Regions from separate parts of the Homo sapiens genome. Here region 1 is linked to region 2. Evidence: chromatin loops called from intact Hi-C (ENCODE). Cell type or tissue: B cell. All regions are shown on one strand. Region 1 overlaps ASMTL (acetylserotonin O-methyltransferase like). Region 2 overlaps P2RY8 (P2Y receptor family member 8).

What was found. A loop is a pair of places that touch in the nucleus more often than their neighbours do. Peaks named below come from ENCODE experiments on the same cell type or tissue, not always from the same donor. Only the 100,000 strongest peaks of a DNase experiment are listed, where the experiment ranks them.
Region 1: a loop joins it to region 2, with 14 times the contacts of the local background. A loop is called at or near these places in 1 of 110 quality-filtered maps.

Annotation. Positions count from the first base shown.
Region 1 is chrX:1,416,758-1,421,757 of GRCh38, forward strand. It overlaps ASMTL (acetylserotonin O-methyltransferase like), which reads right to left. Exons shown (of 13, transcript NM_004192.4): 9 at 4,901-5,000; 10 at 2,225-2,357; 11 at 1,216-1,359. Among named protein-coding and RNA genes, the nearest start is that of ASMTL-AS1, 19 kb to the left of the region's middle. In B cell, no CTCF peak of the experiment used is centred here; no DNase peak of the experiment used is centred here.
Region 2 is chrX:1,492,041-1,497,040 of GRCh38, forward strand. All of the region lies in intron 1 of P2RY8 (P2Y receptor family member 8), which reads right to left. Among named protein-coding and RNA genes, the nearest start is that of ASMTL, 42 kb to the left of the region's middle. In B cell, no CTCF peak of the experiment used is centred here; DNase peaks (open chromatin) are centred at 151, 751, 1,571 and 2,361; H3K4me3 peaks cover 1,238 bases; H3K27ac peaks cover 3,959 bases.

The DNA of each region.
Region 1 (5,000 bases), 75 kb before region 2:
GACACATGCACACACAGACGTACACACAAGCACAGCAGTGACATGCACACACACCATGCACACAGATACAGATGGGCACACAGACATGCACACACAGACATGTACACATATATCCACAGACACGCAGACACACATACCCTCAGAGACATACACACCACAGAGGTGCACACACACACACGGACTCAGACACAGAGACATTCTGACGTACAGACACGCATGCAAGGACATACCACACAGAGATGTGCACACACAGACTCAGAAACACACAGAGACACAGACACAAGCACAGCAGATGCTCACATATCCACACAGACACACACCATGCACATAGATGCAGACACACAGACAAGCACACCCAGACACATGCACACAGACACACAACCACAGCAGTCACATATGCACACAACCACCGGCCCACAGCATGCACACAGATGCAGACGTACACACAGACACATGCACACAGGGACACACAACCACAGCAGTCACATACACACACACACCTACCAGCACACAGCATACACACAAATGCAGACACAGACGGGCACACAGACGCACATACACAGACATGCACACATATATCCACACGGATGCACACACATCACCTCACAGAAACATATGCAACCACACACCACAGAGACTTGCAGACACGTGGACACACAGTCTCATGCACAGACACACACACAAGGACATACTACACAGACGTGCACACACAGTTACATATGCACGGAAGACACACACCATGCACACAGATACAGACACAGACATGCACACACACACACATGCACACAGACACACAAGCACGACAGTCATATGCACACAGACACCCACCGGCTCACAGCATGCACACAGATGCAGACACACACACACAGACATGCACACATATACCCACACAGACACACACACATACTCTCACAGAAACATATGCAACCACACACCAGAGACGTGCACACACATGCGGATGCAGACACACACACACACAGACATGCTCACGCACAGACATGCTCCATGTCACAGGTATGCTCCAGGGCATACCACACACATGCACACAGAGAGACACACACACACAAGCACCGTAGACAGTCCCATTTGCACACACATACCCACCATGGAAACGCCCAGGCAGAAACACAGGTGCACACACAGCCATGCCCTCTGTCTAGAAAGAGATGCTGCAGTCTGGAAAAGGTTAGCAGGGTGAACAGGAGGAGGGCTCACCTGCTGCGAAGTGGATCTGCACTGCCTGCGGTCCGGGGGGTTGGAAGTGGGCGGCCAGCTCGATAATGTCTGGGAGGTCAAACACAGTCACCTGCATACGAGGGTACTCACGGGCCAGCTCTCGGGCCAGTGCACCCGTGCAGCCTGCGGGGAAGCAAATGCATGCTCTGTGGCTGGGTCGTCTATGGAACTCTGACGACTCTCCAAAGCTCAACTGGGGCAGAAGTAATGTTCAAGGGCATGGCATTGATTCCCATGCTGGAAGGGAAAGCCAGTGGTGGGGAGCTCGCTGGTATCCCAGACAAGACTGTACAAGCAGGTGAGTGTGGGGGCACAGACCTGCAGGGAAATCCTTCCAGCCCAGGGGTGGAGGGCTGTACTCCCTTCTCCTTCCTGCCGTGGGGATGTAGACACAATGGCCGGTGCTACAGCAGCCACTCTGGGCCACGTGTAGGGGGCACAGACCTACAGGGAAATCCTTTCTGCCCAGGGGTGGGGGCTGTACTCCTCCCTTCTCCTTCCTGCCATGGGGATGCAGACACGATGGCTGGTGCTACAGCAGCCACTCTGGACCACAAGGAGGAGAGGCATTCAGAGGTTGGGGAAATGTAAGCTGATGGTGTGAGAATCGTCCCAGGCCCCGATCCCCCAGCAGCCCTTGGGAATGTGTCTACTGCTCCACCCACTGTCCAGGGCTGGGGTGGGGTGGAGGGTGAGTCAGGATATAATCAGACTTGCTGAGGGGAATCCAGGGGTTCCAAGGTGCTCTGCCTCAGCTCCGCAGCCAAAAGAGAGGGCCCCGGAGTTTCTAGGGGGGCATTTAGGCATCCCCGGGGTCCTCCTGGAACTTGGGAATATCCACCCATGATCTGGGACTCAGCCTGGCCCGGTTCAGGTCGTTATCAGGTTTGTCAATGGAAAAAGGCAGTTGGTAGGTGTCCTGAGCAGGGAAGATACCTGTGGCTTAATAAACGAAAGTAAGGAGAGCCCTGGCGGGGGGGCCACCCACCTCCCACGTCGCAGGCGGAGGAGAAGCGGGACAGATTGAAGGCCGTGGCCACCTGGCACGCAGTCAGCTTCGTCATGCCGTGCATGGCCCGCATGAACCTCAGCCGCGTCTCCGGGCTCTGGTAGTACGCATCCTGGAACACAGCAGGTGCTTAGGGGCACCAGAGAACACGGGGCGAGGGCTCGCCCAGCCTCTCCCTGGGGGTCGGGGGGAGAAGTGCAGGGCTCCAGAGCGTGGGGGCTCAGCCGCGCCTGGGCTGCAGAGCGGGCTTCATGCCACAGCTGTGTGGGCTACTCTTGTCTGTGTGGGGGCTGGGCTGGCTGGGGACAGAGGACCCCAAAGTGGTGGACGATCTCCTTGGAATCACTTGGTCCACACCACAGCCTGAACTCCAAGCGTCTGACTTTCGCAGTAGGCTTTTCACAATAAAGCTTTTCACCCTGGAGGCTCCGGGTGGCCCACAAACACCTCACTGGAGAAAACCAGGAGAGAAGCCACAATGTCTCTGCAGGTGCCCCGGCTCAGCCTTCACCACAATGGTGCGGTGTGCAGAGGGGGCTCCTCCGAGAATTCTGGTGTGCAGAGGAGAAGCTCCTCCGAGCTTCTCCAAGTCCCCCCAGTGGCACCTACCCCGGGTCCCAGAGGAGCCCAGGCTCATCCTGGCTCAGTGCTGTGTCCAGGGTTCGCCTGGACATCCCGTCCCTGCAGGGCAAGCAAGCCCAGCTGAGGATGCTTCTGAGCCCCGCTCCCAGCAGGACAGCCGGTCTCCATCCTGGCTCCCTAAATCTCGCGGGGGCTCCCCGGCCCTCCCCTGCGTGGGTGGCAATCATGGGGCTCAGGGATCTGTCCTCTGCGATGCCCACGCTGGCTGCTCACGCCAGCTCAGGGCCCCTGTCCGTGCCTCTCGGCTTCTCCACCACTGGCTTCTCTCTCTGACTCTTTCTCCCTTGGTCTCTGTCTGTCTGTCTCTGTCTCCGTCTGTGTGTCTCTGTCTTCCTCTTTCTCTCTCTCTGTTTCTGTCTCCTGTCTCTGTTTCTTTCTATCTCCCTCTGTCTCTGTCTCTATGTCTGTCTCCTGTTTCTGTCTCTATCTGCCTCTATCTCTGTCTCTCCAAGCCTCCCTGTCTCTGTCTCCCATCTCCCTCTATGTGTCTGTCTGTCTCCATCTTTGTTTCTGTCTCCCTATCTCTGTCTCCGCCTCCCTCTGTCTCTCAAGTCTCCCTGTCTCTCCATCTCTCTCCCTATCTCACTATCTGTCTCCCATCTCCGTGTCTGTCTCACTCTATCTCTGTCTCTGTCTTTCTGTCTCCCTGTTTCTGTCTCCCTCTATCTCCCTGTCTCTGTCTGCCTCCATCTCTGTCTGTCTCTGTCTCCCTCTATCTTTCTGTCTGCCTATCTCTCTCTCTGTGTCTCCCTGTCTGTATGTCTCTCCCCAACATCTGCAGGAAGCCCCCGGCTCCCTGGGGCTCATCTCTGCATCACACACACACACCCTGACTCCGTGCTCACTGCCACAGAAGCTCGGCCAGCGCTGCCAAGGAGGCATGAGGCCACGGCCAGCCGAGCCCACAGCAGACTCCCCACGCCTGGCTGGCACAGCCCTGCAGACCGAGACCCACCCATCTGCACAGGCCCCACGGACCCCACCATATCTCACACGTCCACCTCAGGAAGGTTCTGGGCGGGGAAAGGGGAAGGAGGGGCGAGAGGATGCAGGGAGCGCTTTGCAAACAGCGGCCTCAGATAAGCAAGTGTCAGTTCCATTGAAGCAAAGAAGAAACAGGGCATTCATTTAAGGCAGCCTGTCCAACTCCTTCCTATTTCTATTTTTCAGACAGAGTCTTGTTCTGTCACCCGGGCTGGAGTGCAGCAGCACCATCACGGCTTACACTGCAGCCTTGACCTCCCAGGTTCAAGTGATCTTCCCACCCACCTGGGCCTCCCAAAGTAGCTGCCTAATCATACCTGGCTAATCGTTAATTTTTTTTTTTTTTTTTGAGATGGAGTTTCGCTCTGTCACCCAGGCTGGAGGGCAGTGGCGTGATCTCAGCTCACTGCAACCACCACATCCCGGGTTCAAGTGATTCTCCTGCCTCAGCCTCTTGAGTAGCTGGGACTACAGGCACGCGCCATCATCCCCAGCTAATTTTTTTTTTGTATTTTTAGTAGAGATGGGGTTTCAGCACGTTGGCCAGGTTGGTCTCGCACTCCTGACCTCAGGTGATCAGCCCACCTTGGCCTCCCAAACTAGCTGGGATTACAGGCTCATGCCACCATGCCCAGCCTAACTGTTAATTTTTTGTAGAGATGGGGGTCTCACTATGTTGCCCAGGCTGGTCTCAAACTCCCGGGCTCAAATCATCCTCCCAACTTGGCCTCCCAAAGTGCTGGGAGTGACAGGTGTGAGCCCCTGAGCATGGCCTTCAAACCTGTTTCTAGGAGGAAATTCTATTTTCATCAGCTGCTGGATAACAGTGGAGGATGTCTAAGTTGCACCTGTTCCAGGGCTGAGTGACACAAGAGCCACGGCACTAAGTTCTCCAGGCAGAACGAGCCAAGCCTTTGGGATCTGTCAGACTGGAGACAGACTGGTCAAGGTGCCTACTGATCTGTGTGTCAAAGTGTTTTAGCAAAATGCACGCTAGACGGAAAGGTGTCCGCGGGGGTGTTATGCTACCTGGAACAGATCTTCCGCCTTCTTCCCCAACGCCCTGTGGTGCTGGTTTGTTCCCTCTCGGATGGCAAACTCCAGGTATGTAAAGAGGTTCCATGTGAGG
Region 2 (5,000 bases):
ATCCATGGAAACTGTGCACCCAGCACCCCTCGCCCCTGGGGTCACTCCCTGTCTGGGCTGTGTGGTTCTCCAGGACTGCCAATCAATGAGGAGAGGGGTGTGGTCCAAGCCTTTCAATCACTGAGGATAGGGGGGTGTGGTCCAAGCCTGTCAATCACTGAAGATGGGGGTGTGTGGCCAAAGCCTGTCAATCACCCAAGAGAGGGGTGTGGCCCAAGCCTGGCCAGTTAGGGGGCCACCCTCACCCTGTTCATAAAAATTATCTCAAGCAGTGGTCATTTGTTTCTGACATGGCTGGTCGGAACCCTTCAGGAGGTGTAACTTGTGGGTGCCAGGAGAGAGAGGGTGTCTCTTTTCCCATTTGATTCTGCTCTGAAAAGATGGGGACCCCAGGCTACCAGAGACCCTCTTTCCATCCCTATAGAGAAAGTGGTCTTCCTCCAGTGATTCCACACCCTGCAGCTGAGGGAGGCAGAAAAAGGTGGGGCTGAAACGTGGGAAGAGAGAAAGAGAAAGAGGAGAAACTGACAACCATGTAAGCTCCTGGATCCAGCCATGCCTGAAGCCCCCATAGAAATCCTAATTATCCAATTTGACAATTTCCACCTTGACTTCAGCTAGCTCGACTCAAGTTTCTATTGCTGGCCATAGAAGACAGTTATGCCTCAAGCACTAGGGGTAGGCAGGTTGGGCTCCCAGTTGAGGGACAGAATTGTCCTAGTTCCAGAGAGAGGGCCCACGGAGCCCAGGCCACCTGCCCTGGGCTGAGACATGGTTGTTTCAAAGGCAGTCACGTATCATTCATCACTAATTCCCCAGTGCAGTGGTTCAAGGCTAACGAGCAGCACTCAGCGCCCACCTCTGCCTCTTTCTGGTTGTAGGTCTTGAACACACCCCCGCCTCCATGTCTGCCTCAGTTTCCGTTACTGGTAAAACAGGGATGATTGTAACAGCACCTGTCTCACGAAGTTTCGAAAATCCCAGAGATCAGGCCAGGCGCACTTTGGGAGGCCGAAGCGGGTGGATCATGAGGTCGGGAGTTCGAGATCAGCCTGGTCAACATAGTGAGACCCCATCTCTACTAAAAAATACAAAAAATTAGCCGGGCGTTGGGGTGGGCGCCTGTAATCCCAGCTACGTGGGAGGCTGAGGCAGGAGAATCACTTGAACCCGGGAGGCGGAGGTTGCAGTGAGCAGAGGTCACGCCACTGCACTCCAGCCTGGGCAACAGTGCGAGACAAGAAAGGAAAGAAAGGAGAGGAGAAGAGAGGACAGGAGAGGAGGGGAGGGGAGGGGAGGGGAGGGGAGGGGAGGGGAGGGGAGGGGGAGGGAGGAAGGAGGAAGGAGGGAGGGAGGGAAGGAGGAAGGAGGAGGAAGGAGGAAGGAGGAGGGAGGGAAGGAGGAGGAAGGAGGAAGGAGGGAGGAGGGAGGGAGGGAAGGAAGGAAAGATCGCAGAGATAAAGCCCTTGTAAAAGTGGCTGCTGCTTCCTCCTCACTCAGTCGACGTGAACTATTTTTATTAGCGAAAAACCAAGAACAACGTCTCCTCCCCACAAAACAAAAGCAAAATAAAAGCCAAAGACAGGTGTGAAGAAGATTTCTGGGAGAGCGCATTTTAAAGAAGGTGGGACTTTCTTCATCCGAGAGCCACCCAACCCAGCATCTCGGCGTGGGCCGGCCTGTACCCCTCGTCAAAGGAACAATTGGCTTGCAAACTGGGAATCTCCGTTAAAACGGACAAGACGATTTTGCTCTTTTCTTGCGGCAACGTCTGAAGATGTGCAAGAAGGGGGTCTGTTTTAGGCCAACCTCAGCCCTCTCTGCGACCCTCGAGAGCTTGTGCAAATGGCACAGCTCCTGCCTGGAGGCTGTGTGTCCTTTTGCAGCACTCTGGTGAGCCCGGGTTAAAAATCACACACCCCAAAGGGAGGCTGAGCTGAGGGCTTTCTCTGGCATTCAGCAGCGTCTCTGGCCTGGATATGCCCTGCTAGCTGGGGTATTTCTGCAGAGCAGCCTCTCCTACCCGAACACTCCCAGGTCCCCGTGACTTACAACGGTGGCTGCAGGGAGGGCAGACGTCCTGGGTGATGCTGGTCTGGTGGTGCTTGTCTGAGCAGCCGTCAAGCTAGGCAGGGGGTCCTGGGGGACCCTCCTCCTGGGCCAGAGGCGGCTGCCCTATGGGAGTGAGCTCCGCACAGGAGCAGGAGTGGAGGGCCAGCTCTCTGCTCTGCTGGGAAAAAAATCCCACTGGCTGTGCCTGCACCGCACCTTGAGACAGACACCAGCAGCCTCCGGAGACCCAGCAAGCTGCTCTTAGCTGCGATCTGTCATCTGCAGACTGAGCTTGGTGCATGGCGGTTATGAAACTGGCCAGAGCAACAATAGATGGAAAAGCTTCCTCTTTTTGGCCCTGGGCCCCAGGGAGCGAGGTCAGGTAATCCGAGGGGGATTTTATGTGTTTTTCTCCTAATGCGGTATTTTTCAATTAGGCTTTAAAAAAAAAAAATGAGTTTGGCCTCCATGTATGCGGGACCATTGCCTCAGAAGGGTTAGTTTAGGATTAGAAAATGGGTTAAACTTAAGGACAGCTTCTCTTGGATATATTGGATATTACTTTATGCTTTATGTGAAAATACTAATTTTTAAAAATATGTATGTCCATAGTCACTATTTGTTTTCTTTTGAGACTGAGTCTCGCTCTGCCTCCCAACCTGGAGTGCAATGGCACCGTCTCCGCTCACTGTCACTTCCTCCTCCCAGGTTCAAATGATTCTGCCTCAGCCTCCCAAGTAGCTGGGAAGACAGGCATACATCACCACACCTGGCTAATTTTTTTTTTTTTTTGTATTTTTTTTTTAGTAGAGACAGGGTTTCATCATGTTGGTCAGGCTGGTCTTGAACTCCTGACCTCAGGTGATCCACCCGCCTCGGCCTCCCAAAGTGCTGGGATTACGGGCATGAGCCACTGCGCCCGGCTGCGTATTCACTATTTAAAAGTAGTCAGTACTCATTGGATGATGCTAAGACAGTTTTTTATTTGGAAGCTTGAGGCTGCAGTGAGCTGAACTGCACTGTACTCACTGTTCGGAACTGAATTGAACTCACACCACTGCACTCCAGCCTGGGTGACAGAGCAGGACCCTGTCTTAAAAATTAAAGGGAGAGCCCTTTATTACAAACAGCGAGCTCAGTATATATTTTCTGAGTGTTGTGTCTGTTACAGGCTGCATTGTACCCTCCCAAATTCATACGTTAAAGTCCTAACCCCTAGGACCACACAATGTGGCTGTATTTGGAGGTTACCTCTTTAAAGAGTTAACTACAGTAAAATGAGGTCACCAGGAGTGGGCCCTGATCCAATAGGACCGGTGTCCTCATAAGAAGAGGAGATGAGGACACAGACACACACAGAGGGACGACACTGTGAGGACACAGGGAGAAGACGGCATCTCCAAGCCCAGGAGAGAGGCCTCAGGAGGAACCAGCCCTGCCCATACCTGGATCTCAGACCTCCAGCCTCCAGGACTGTGGGAGAATCAATGTTTGTTGTTTCTAAGCTGCCCAGTCTATGGTATTCTGGGATAGTCGTTCGAAATGGACAAAGACACCTCATAAGAAGAGGAGATGAGGACACAGACACATACAGAGAGATGACCCTGTGAGGACACAGGGAGAAGACGGCGTCTCCAAGCCCAGGAGAGAGGCCTCAGGAGGAACCAGCCCTGCCCATACCTGGATCTCAGACCTCCACCCTCCAGGACTGTGGGAGAATCAATGTCTGTTGTGTATAAGCCCCCCAGTCTACGGTATTCTGTGACAGCAGCCTGAGATGGACTAAGACACCTCATAAGAAGAGGAGATGAGGACACAGACACACACAGAGAGATGACCCTGTGAGGACACAGGGAGAAGTCGATGTCTCTAAGTCCACAAGAGAGGCCTCAGGAGGAACCAGCCCTGCCCACACCTGGATCTCAGACCTCCAGCCTCCAGGACTGTGGGAGAAACAATGTCTGTTGTTTACAGTCCACCCAGTTTGCAGTGTTTTATTACGGCGGCCGAGCTGACTACCCATCCACTCTGAAGCAGTTGGGAGAAGGCAGACGTCAGAGATGCTGCCGAAACCTAGGCTGAATGGAAGTGAACTTGGGATGCTGCTGAGACCTAGGCTGAATGGACGTCAACTTGGGTACCACTGGCTTCTCCCTGCTGTTGAATCCCAAAGACCATCTCGAGGCCATCTGGAGTCATGCTCCCCCGCCAGCTTCTCAGTAGAGACAGCACGTTACAGGGTGGGAAATGGTTATTCACAATTGTTCAGTGGCTGCCTGCCTTGGCGTTGGGGAGCCACATGAGAAGGCTCACAGCCACAGCCACAGCCCTCCCGGGTGCGACTCCCTGGGATCCTGCCCTCTGCCCTCTCAGAGGGTTTCTCTCTCTCTCCGCTCAGTTCACAGGAAGCAACTTGTCTGCAGTTCCCAAATCTACTTCTTGGAGCCTCTGTCCTCTACTATTTTCCTGGAGGGAACAGGCTGGGAAGGAAGGTGGTGTCCCCTTAAAACATTCAGTCAGCCGCGGCTTCAGACGGAGCAGTCATTTGTAGGTAACTAGGACTTGGGAAGATATTCAACACTGCTTCCTGGGAGTTTTTTTTCTTTCTTTCTTTCTTTTTTGTGAGATGGAGTCTCACTCTGTCTCCCAGGTTGGAGTGCAGTAGCGCGATGTCGGCTCCCTGCAACCTCCGCCTCCCTGGTTCAAGCAATTCTCCTGCCTCAGGCTCCCGAGTAGCTGGGATGACAGGCACCCACCGCACCTGGCCAAGTATTTTTAATATTAGTATTTTAGAAACTCAGTCACTCCGCTAGTAAACCAGTATGGATAGAAATGCAAACATCAGGCCGGGCGTGGTGGCTCACGCCTGTAATCCCAGCACTTTGGGAGGCCGAGGCGGGTGGATCACTTGAGATCAGGAGTTCGAGACCAGTCTGATCAACATGGTG